Linked DNA regions of Homo sapiens: region 2 is linked to region 1. A link is a loop called in an ENCODE intact Hi-C map of the cell type or tissue named here. Cell type or tissue: ascending aorta. All regions are shown on one strand. Links, peaks and the distances in the headings refer to the core of each region. The heading gives the core; the rest is flanking DNA.

Region 1 (5,385 bases), core at 332-5,331:
ATTCCAGTACCATTTGTAATAAAGATTACTCATTCTGCATTTTTTCAACCCTTTTCAAAATCTAGTGGCTCATAAATGTAAGGGTTTAGTTTGTGGACACAATTCTGTTCCATTGATCTTTCTATCTATTGCTATGCCAGTACCACATTGTCTTGTTTATTGTAATTTTGCAGTAAATTTTGAAATTGGTAAGTTTGTTCTTTTTCAGAATTGTCTTGACTATTCTGGGCCCCTCGCACTGCTACATGTTTTTAGGATAACTCCATTCATTTCTGCAATAAAAGCTTGCTGGGTTTTGATAGAGATTTTGTTTAACCTGTAGATCATTTGAAGATTAATGCCATTGTAACGATATTAAATCTTTCAATCCAAGAACATGGAATGTCATTCCATTTATTTAGGTCTACCTTATTTCAACAATTCTTTTTGTTTGTTTTCAGACTACAAGTTTTAGATCCTTTTGTTAAATTTATTTCTTAGGGTTTTTTTTGTTTTGTTTTGTTTTGTTGGTTGGTTGGTTTGTTTTGAGATGGAGTCTCACTCTGTCACCCAGGCTGGAGTGCAGTGGCACAATCTCAGCTCACAGCAACCTCTACCTCCTGGGTTCAAGCGATTCTTCTGCCTCAGCCTCCTCCTCCTGAGTAGCTGGAACTACAGGCATGCACCACCACGCCTGGCTTTTTTTTTTTTTTTTTCTTTTGCATTTTTAGTAGAGACAGGGTTTCACGATGTTGGCCAGCCTGGTCTCGAATCCCTGACCTTGTGATTCACCCACCTCGGCCTCCCAAAGTGCTGAGATTACAGGAGTGAGCCACTACACCAGGTCATTTCTTAGTATTTTTACTCTTTTGATCTATAGTAAGTAAAATTGTTTTTATCTTTGAATTTTTAAATTTTTAACACAGTTCAAATCAGTGTGTCTGATTTCATCTCCTTCTCTAACAAACCAGGGTGCCAGAACTGCTTCAGTTTCTCTGCCTTCTCTTTGTCTATGATGACTAATGTATGAAGGTATCTGCTGCATCAAACTTTAAACTTCACATTATCCTTATTTCTCTTGACCTTGACAGATCTGGCATCTTTTCACCTGGCTGTAAGCAGAAAGTCCTTGATCTCCTTAACTTTTTGAGGCATGGCAGCATGTGAGGCAGGGAGAGGACACAGACCCACACAGCAAGTGGTGAGAAGCCAACAGTGGAATTGTTTTCTTAATTCCATTTGTTGATTGTTTATTGCTAGTGTATAGAAATACAACTGATTTTTGTATATTGATCTTGTATTCTAAAAACTTGCTCAACTTGTTTCTTAGTTCTAATAGTTAATTAATTGATTCCTTAGGGCTTTTTAATACAAGATCATGTCATCTACAAATAGAAATTGTTTTACTTTCTTTCTAATCTGGATGCCATTTATCTTTTTTTCTTGTCCAATTGCCCTCACTAGAACCTTTAGTACAAAGTTAAATAGAAATGGGAAGACTAGACATTTTGTCTTGTTCCTGATCTTAGACATAAAAACGTTGTCTTCCGTTATTATGTGTGATATTAGTTAAGTTTTTCATAAATAAACTTCACAGTTTGAGGAAGTTCCTATTCCTAGTTTGTTGAGTGTTAGCATGAAAAAGTGTTGAATTTTGTCCAATAGTTTTTAAAAATTTTTTTAGACAATCATGTAGGCTTTGTCCATTTTTTACTTCTTTAAATTTATTTTTATTGATACACAATAGATGTACACTTTTTAGGTACATGCAATAATTTAATGCCCCTCACTATAAATTCGGAGCTGCCTCCTCGCCGATGATTCCAGCGCCTGACAGCCAGGACCCCAGGCAGCAGCGAGTGACAGGACTTTTTAGGTACATGCAATAATTTAATGCATTCATATAAAGATCAAATCAGTGCAATTGGCATATCCATCACCTTAAATATTTGTCTTTTCTTCATGCTAGAAACATTCAAGTTATTTTCTCCTAGCTACTCTGAAATATACAATAGATTACTGTAAACTACAGTCACCCTACTCACCTATCTAACATTAATTGATTTTTGGTAAACTAATCTAATCTTGCTTTCTGGCATCAACCTCACTTGACCATGGTGTATAGTCCCTTTCATATGTTATTGGATTCAATTTGCCTACATTTTGTTGAGAATTTTTATCTATACTCTTAAGAAATATTGATCTGTAGTCTCGTGATGTCTTTATCTGGTTTTGTTATCAGGGTGATACTGGCCTCATAGCATGAGTTGGGAGATCATCCTTACTCTTCTATTTTTTGGAAGAGTTTGTGAAGAATTGATATTATTTCTTCTTTAAATATTTATTGGGTTTTTAAAATACATTTTTAAAATGCAACTTGGGTAGCATGTCCAATAGGAACAAATGAGTGTCCACCCTTGAATTTCATAACCCTGGAATTAATCCATGTAATCTATGATCCACAACTGTATTACCAAAGTTCGAGTTACTCATAGGAAAGAGAAAGAAGTTCTCTAATTCGTCCTTAAAAGTTTTCCAAGTTCAGAAAAAAAAAATGTTGAAGAACACGAATCTCCGCAGGAAATGATACTCCTGTACCCCCAGCTCGCTCTCCCTCACGACCCCTCGCTAGGCGGGGTTCGGGACCAGGTGAACGCTGATCTGATAGTTGACACGGGACGACTGTGGCATCATCCTTGCTGCCGTCAATATCCCGAGAGGGAGGAGGTTGGGCCGGGAGGGTCTCCCGGGGCGGGGCGGAGGAGGAGGGAATGCAAAACAGAGCCTCGTCCCCGGAACCCAAGAAGCAGCAACGCCCCTCACTATAAATTCGGAGCTGCCTCCTCGCCAATGATTCCAGCGCCTGACAGCCAGGACCCCAGGCAGCAGCGAGTGACAGGACGTCTGGACCGGCGCGCCGCTAGCAGCTCTGCCGGGCCGCGGCGGTGATCGATGGGGAGCGGCTGGAGCGGACCCAGCGAGTGAGGGCGCACAGCCGGGACGCCGAGGCGGCGGGCGGGAGACCCGCACCAGCGCAGCCGGCCCTCGGCGGGACGTGACGCAGCGCCCGGGGCGCGGGTGAGTCCGCGCGGACCGCCAGGCATGCTTGGGGGACTTCAAGGGCGGGGTGCTAAGTTTCATGTCACGGTGTCCTAACTGCTGGCTCTATACTGGGAAGCTCTCGGGGACCAAGGAAAGAGCGACCGTAGTTCTGGTCAGCGCCTGCCCCTGGAGCTGGCCACACTTTCCCAAATCAGGTGAGGGGCTTCTGGAATGGGAGGGAACAAGGTAGGTTTGTTTGCCACGTGCCTCGAAATTCTCAATCCATTTTAACCAAACTCTTCCGAGTGCAAGGAAGAAATCTACAGAAATAAGATGCAATTCAATAAACTTTCTTCCTGAGGCTTTTAGTTAACTCTTGTATTTTAGCCATCATCTGAGCGGGAAGCCGGTATGACTCTGCAAGGCGTTCGTTTAAAAGTTGTGCTACTTTTGAGGTGAAGTTAAGAGTGTCTCCATCCACGCCCTCTGCTTCCCAGTCAATGTCCCTGCACTGCTCACGTCCCTTTAGCTCTCTCCCTGCAAACCATAGCGGTGGGTCCTAGACACGGGACATCGCTCCAACCTTGGCCAAACTCTCCCACCCTCAGGGTTCCCAGATGTCCTTTGAATAATCAAACTGAGGAAGGAGAAGCAAGATGTCTCCACACCCCAATCCCTACAGCCTTAGCCAATGCATGTGTGTAACTGAGACAGAATTTTAGCAAAAGGTCTCCTGCTTCCAGGACTAAACAGAGCCTCTGGCAGGCCACTGCCCGACACCCAACTCCATCCTCCAATTTTCTTAAATGTCCAGGTAAACATCTCCATAGTGCCAGCCTGCTATAGTCTCCCGAAGACCTCAGCAATTCTTCCCCAAAGCGTCTCCTTCTGCACCGTTTTTTTCTTTGGGCAACCATTTGTGACCTGGCTATTGAGCCCACCTGGGCCTCTTCTCTTTGTTTGCTGATAGCCTCGTTAAGTATTAAAAACCTACTCCCCCCCTTCAGGAGCCCTCTTTTAATGAAAGTTTGGGTACTGGGATCAGATTTGGGACTTGGCTACATTTATTTCCTGTGTCATTCTGAGAAGAGAAAGTAATAGAGGCAAGAAATTTGGCACCCTATTGATCTATTTTATTACTTTGTTGAGCAACTTGTGCTTCCCGCTGAAGATGCTGCATCCCAACATGATTCTCTTATTATTAGTTACCACCTGAGGGTTTTGGATCTCCAGGTGTTTATTTCACATAGCATATGCTTTAACCCCCTTATAAGTCTTCTCTAAGGAAGAAACTGCCATACTTCCCTTGTCTTCTCCGGTGTTTCCCTAGCTATAAAGGCCCCACCTGCATAACCTGTCCTCAGGCTGTGATGTATTCCCGGGTGCCCTGGTACCTTCTCCTTCCTCTCCACCACCCTTCCTGACAGTGCAGGGGCAGGAAAGCATGGGGAGAAGGGAAATGGAGACTCCCACTTAACTTGCTGTGTGATAGTAAGAGCATTATTTCACAACTCTGAACCTCAAGTCTCTGCCCATAAGGTTCCCTCCAGTGATATAATTCCTTAATTTCTTTTGTTTTGGTTATTGCTTTAAAATAAAAGTCTAAGCTTAAGGCTAGGTTATAGAAACTGCCCATCATAATTGCTAGGTCTCAACATTTGCTTAAGTTTTGTGATTCTTAGTTTCAAGTCTGTTACCCACTCTCTCTCCCCGCCACCTTTTTTCCCCCTGACTTCATTGTTCTTTGTTCCCATCCTGAGGCCTTGATTTCTGGTTCTGCTCTTCTTTGACCTTAAACTGAATCAACTCTTCCATCATCCAACTCAGAATAAAATTGGTTTTCTTCCACCGGTTCCACTGATGCCAATGGAAGACTTGTCTTCCTTGCGATTTGCAAAATGTCTTTCAGTCACAGGTGCTGCGGCAATGCTGCTGTCCCACAGCATTCTAAGCTTCAGTCTTTCTCTCTCTTATCGTGGGTCAGTATTCAGAAAAGGGCAGATTTGTGGGTTGTTCAGGTTTCTCACTTTTCTTTTTCTTCTTTCTAGTTTGGGATCAGAGTTGTGTGAGTATTTGTGTATATAATTTTGTTTTGGTTTTTTGTTCCTGCTGCTACTTACGACTGCTGTTATTATTTCAATTATGACTAATTAATACTAATGACTAATTTTCCCCTATGCTAGAGGGAAAATAAGGAAGAAAAGTTTACTCTGCTACTTACCCAAAGCCCAGGTAAAATGCTTAGCTGAGAAGGAATTTAAAACTCATAGTTTAAATGCATGATGCATGTCTGCTGTCATTTTATCTGTGCTGCCACAGTGTCCTTTCAAGCAGATAACTGAGAGTTGCTGTATTTTGCTTTCG
Region 2 (5,385 bases), core at 226-5,225, 51 kb before region 1:
AAAGCTTCCAGGTCAACAGGTCTCTCTTATAGATGCTCAGATCTATATAGGATTCACCTATGGTTCAGGAGTAAGGATGCCTGAAACAAAAGTTAAAGCTGAGAGTCAGTTACTGTGTTCTATTTTAAAATAATTTCTTAATCATTTAATATATTGGTTCAGGTATCTTTTATTTTCAGGGTAAGTGCCTTCCAAGTACAATCCTAAGACCCTATGCCAAAAGGTTTCTGGTGAACTTGCCCCACTAATTTCTAATATATTCCCCAAAATGTCTCAGAATTCAGTTGTGGTGGTTGGAAGGGGACAATGTATATGAATTGAAATTCTGACAATCAATAATCTTCCCCCTCTCTTACTCTTCACCACCTAAGGTATCTACATTTTAAATTTAAATTTCATTCCTTCCTTTATTTACGTCAATTAAATAAGTGATCATTATATTCAAGCAGCTTGACTTTTAAAAGACTTCCTTGATGAACTGATTTATAAAGAGACTAATTGCTCTTTAATAATTACTACAGGACTTGTAGGACTCTTCACTCCCTACTTTATTTCATGTGCAACTATTTTATGATTCATTTTCTAAAATGATCAGCCTCATGTATATGGTCCCCACTGCATCTTTGAATCCCAAGTAGGCAAAAATAGCTATGCATATGATAAAAGAAAGATTTGTACCCTGGAGAAATGTATAAAAATTGTACACTGTAATTGTTTCATGTTTTCTAGAAGAGTACATTCCTATGAAAAAGATAAGTTCATTCGGATATAGTCCCCATTAATTTTCATGTTTTTCAAGCAGATACCATCATTTTCCCTGTTCCGGCATCCCTCCAGGAAGCTGCAAGGACTAGGTTAATAAAATAGCTGTGTCAAATGGTTAGCTACCAGGATATCTCAGGGACTGAAATTCCTTTATAACAAAGTTGGAAATACATTGCAGATACCCTCAGAATTTTGGCAACAGGACAGTCAAATAACAGAGGGTTTGGGGGAATATGGAAAAGGATATCTTCTCAGCCTGGATATGTAGCAAAGCCACACAGGTCTGACAGAGAACATAGAGCCCAATCCATTTGCTATTGAGTCCCTTGACACCCTTCCATTTTGGAGAAGAAGTTGAGGGCCTGGAATAACTGAGCAAAGGCTGCACATACACTTGCATGGCATCCCAAGTGTAGCCTCATGTACACATACATGCTCACACTCATAGCATTTTACCATAATATTACCATTATATGCTTTCACGCATATGAATCTAAATGAGCGTGTTTCACTTGAAAAGACAGAGACATTGGCCTTCTCCCTCTGTTTCTTTTCTTCCTCTACCTTCCCTTCCACATGCTCTTTTGACTCACTCTTCCTCTTCCTTCCCTACTTTTCCCTTCCCTGTCCCTTGCTTTCCCTTCAGGCATGCCTCCCATTTCCCCTTCTTCCACATTCCCTTATCACCGTCTCCCTCTTTAGCTTCTTAGGGGCCTGTAAAGGCAACATCCTGAATATGTGGAAACAGTCTCTGGGCATCTTACATTCATTCTATGGCTAATAAAAATTTATCTTGAAACTTAGGATGGTGTTGGAATAGCAGTATTATCACCTTGAGTCAAAGGTAGAACATGGAGAAGAAATTAGGTGTCCTGGCTCCCCCAGGGCCTCCCAGTCTCCCCCAGACACTAGCTCACCTGCCTCCCTTAAGCTGTGCATCTCAAGCTTTCCCCAACCCAAAGGTAATTGCCTTCCCTGTGGACAGCATGGAGCCTCGGGAAGTGTTGCATTTTACAGTCCAAGTTATACCTGGTTCCGGAGCCAGGCTATGATTTCACACATTTCCATTATTGCTTTATCCCTGAGTCAACACAACATCTTTTTCATCACCTCTTGCTGTTTTAATCAGCATTTCAAGGAAGAGAGAGATGTATAGAGGGCTCCATTTGGAGAAAAGGTAATTTAGCTCAGTGTTGCCTGGGGTCAGGTGAGCCTAAAATGTTCATTTATCACCCGCATAAACTACTGAGATTATTCCACTGAAATATCTATCTGAATGTTTGAAAAATCTGTTAAGAATGAATCCTTGAACATCTGAACTCTGCGCCACTTCTCACATACACAAAAGGAATGCAAGATTTTTTTCTAAAGAATGCCGTTTTTGTTTCAGTTTTTTAGTCATTGTACTGCATGTTCTTTTATAGATCATTCTTATTTCTCTTCTGAGAATAGGAAAATGGGAGACACTTTAAGGGATTTTTTTCAATTAAAATGAGTTGGAGAAACTAAGAAATGTAACACTTCATTAGCAAGCATTTAATTCCCTAGCTTTTTATTTTTAAGGAAATTAAAAAACCGTATGCTCTCTGGTACCATTTGTGTTTTTCAACTGCAGTATACATTATAACATAGAACAGGGAATTTTTTGATAAATATGAGGTATTAACAAAAGACTCCAACCAGAATTACTAACTGTGATTTCTGTCATTTAATGCCAATGAGTGTAAGTTGTTGTTTTTGCTTGAGGAAGCAAAAAGAATGATTAAAAAGCATATATTAGAAACTGCACACACTATGGATGTAATGCTTTAGTGTGCTGGCTTGAAATGGTGGATATCAACTATTCTTCTGTGGTACTTCTAGTAAATAAAAATTTACAATAATGTTTATAATAATGCCCTCTATATTATGAAAGTTTACCCATTCATGAAACATTTTGCTTTAAAATGGCATTTTAAAGATTATAATATGATGCAGTAAATTCTAATGCATTCAAAATGGCAGGAGATAATTTTTTGATTAGTTGAGTGATTTCATACCTATTATATACATACTAGAAAATTTTATACAATTCAATTCCAGTCAAAATACATTTTACTCTATGAAACAACATTTAATCCTTTTATGATGATGCTTCAAAATTCATTTGAAGGTCTGGTAGTATGTCGGTTATTGCTACACACAGCCATTCCCATTGTACAATATATGTGTTTACATTCTACCTACTGGGCATTAACGAAGTATGAACTGTTTGAATTTTGCATTAAGGAAAATTTAACACGAATTCAAATTCAACACAACTGAAAAAGCTGTCTTCGGCCTTTCAGACATCAAACCATTGTTGCAACATAAGGCATGTAAGAAACATCTCCACAAGAAGAACAAAAGCTAAATGTCAAAGACTAATATATTATCCTGGAACTAAATTAATATTGCCACATTCTCTTCTAAAGAGAACAATACAATCCCTATCCTTTTTTTTTTTTTTTTTTTTTTTTTTTTTTTGCTTCCTTTTCTTTCTTCTGGTCCTCAGAAGAGGACCAAAATTCTAGTATATTCTGTCTGCATTTTAATCTTTGAATGTGGCATGTCAACTTTATATATGGTATGATATTCACACATATATGCACATAAAATCACTGTATGTGAACCAGCAAAACTCCTAAACAAAGTAAGCCACTTACACCTGATTTCAAAGCCTTCCTAATCTGGTTCATTGAGACCTCTTTCTTTCCTTTTTTTTTTTTTTTTGTTCTTGAGACGGAGTCTCGCTCTGTCACCCAGGCTGGAGTGCAGTGGTGCGATCTCTGCTCACTGCAAGCCCCGCCTCCCAGGTCCCAGGTTCATGCCATTCTCCTGCCTCAGCCTCCCGAGTAGCTGGGATTACAGGCGCCTGGCACCACGCCCGGCTAATTTTTTGTATTTCAAGTGAGGCTTTCAAAATTACTTTTAATTAAAAAAAAAAAAAAAAAAAAAACAGAGCTCCTTTCCAGGTCTCATTAGTCACAGTTCAACTTTTTGTTTTCTTGTTTTCCTCTTTTCCTTCTTTCTTTTCTTCTTTTCTTTAATTGCCAGGAGAATTTCTACTTTCTATTGACTCAGTCAAAGTCCAGGACCACTGCTAAAGGTTTTAAAATACACATCTAAAAACAGTCACAGGTACCTTATTCAATGTTTCCTGCCTTTATTTCCTTTAAATAAAATAGTTTCCATTTTACAAGTCTAAGCAAATATAATGAGCAATTTGTAAGAAAGGGGTGACAATTTAGAAGCAAAGTATATGCATTTTACATGCTGACTACAAAAAAAGATGGAAATTTAGTCAGAGCTCTTTATCTGCCACTTACTATTCTTAGAATAATGGCTGATAATGATAGAAATCACACTGCCTAACGGCACTATTAACATCTTCCATGTTAGCTCACACTCTATATATGAGGTCTTTTTGTAAATTTGTTAAGTTCTATATGGGTTTTCTATGCAAAAAGAAAGAAAGAAAGAAAAGAAAAAAACAACACGACAATTTGGGGGTTAAATTTATGAGCCACAAACATTCACCAGCTTGCAAATTGCCCTTCATCTTTAGTCTTCTTTTGTTAAAACTAGAAGATCTTGACTTAGTATTCAATTTTTTTACCTAATCTATGAAATTTCTTATGAACCTAGAAAGTCATTAAGCAGTACAATAATCATCAGATGTATTTATCTTTCTAAGCCAATGTGAGGACAAGAAACAGGATGACAGTGATACATATGTCCTTTTAGAGGCGCAATTTCGTAGACTCTGGGTATTAGTCATTCAGCATTGATGTGAATACATGTGCATTTTTATTAAAGATACAAGATATCATGAACAAAATGTCTTAAGTGAAAAGTGGGTTTTTTTTTGGTTGGGGGTAATTTTTGGAAGGACACAATTTATAGAAAGAACACCAATTGAAAAATTGAATCTACAATTAGTTACATAGCTGTTTTCCCTGACGAATATTTGTACCATTTATTTTGGCCAGTTTCTGATTTTTTTATGATGAATCATGGGCCTTTGCAGAAAAAAAAATGCTGAGGTCTCTTGGCCAAGATGATTACAGCTGGAAAGAATGGATTCATTTCTTGAAGATGAAGAAGTTAAAACACAGTTGTCATAACTTGAATTTCAAAAAGGATCTGCTGCCTAAGAGATATGGCATTTTTTGTTTGCTGCAGTTAAATGGTAAACACAAATAATTTGTAGTAGTGGTTCTCAATTTATTGTTTATAAACCATTCTTAATTTAAATCAACAGAATAAGTTCCAACAATGCATTCGTAACTGAGTTCTTGGGAGCTCAGACATATTTTACTGTAGACAAAATGTTATGAAGGTTGTTGAGGCAGCTAAACAAGACCACAAAACTGATTTCATATTGTCCATCACTTTGACATATGTTTATCAAGCACCAATCAGGCACAATCTAATAAACAGGATGTTAATATAATAGATAAGGCCCCTCACCGCAAGAAGCATAGAATTTATAACAAGAATATCCAGGCTTTTCAACAGTCATCTATATGAATGACCAAACAAAAAACAAAAGTTCTGGGAAGATAATTCAAACTGAAGAAAAAGAAAGTCTCTAAACAT

The links. A loop is a pair of places that touch in the nucleus more often than their neighbours do. Peaks named below come from ENCODE experiments on the same cell type or tissue, not always from the same donor. Only the 100,000 strongest peaks of a DNase experiment are listed, where the experiment ranks them.
Region 2: it touches region 1 in a loop (9-fold over the local background); 4 of 110 quality-filtered maps call a loop at or near these places.

The regions. Positions count from the first base shown.
Region 1 is chr3:148,695,071-148,700,455 of GRCh38, forward strand. AGTR1 (angiotensin II receptor type 1) reads left to right here and starts at 2,833. Exons shown (of 3, transcript NM_000685.5): 1 at 2,833-3,057. It also overlaps the pseudogene RPL38P1. In ascending aorta, for the core only: no CTCF peak of the experiment used is centred there; a DNase peak (open chromatin) is centred at 2,771; H3K4me3 peaks cover 2,329 bases; H3K27ac peaks cover 606 bases.
Region 2 is chr3:148,644,359-148,649,743 of GRCh38, forward strand. No RefSeq gene overlaps it. Among named protein-coding and RNA genes, the nearest start is that of AGTR1, 51 kb to the right of the region's middle. In ascending aorta, for the core only: no CTCF peak of the experiment used is centred there; no DNase peak of the experiment used is centred there; H3K27ac peaks cover 1,542 bases.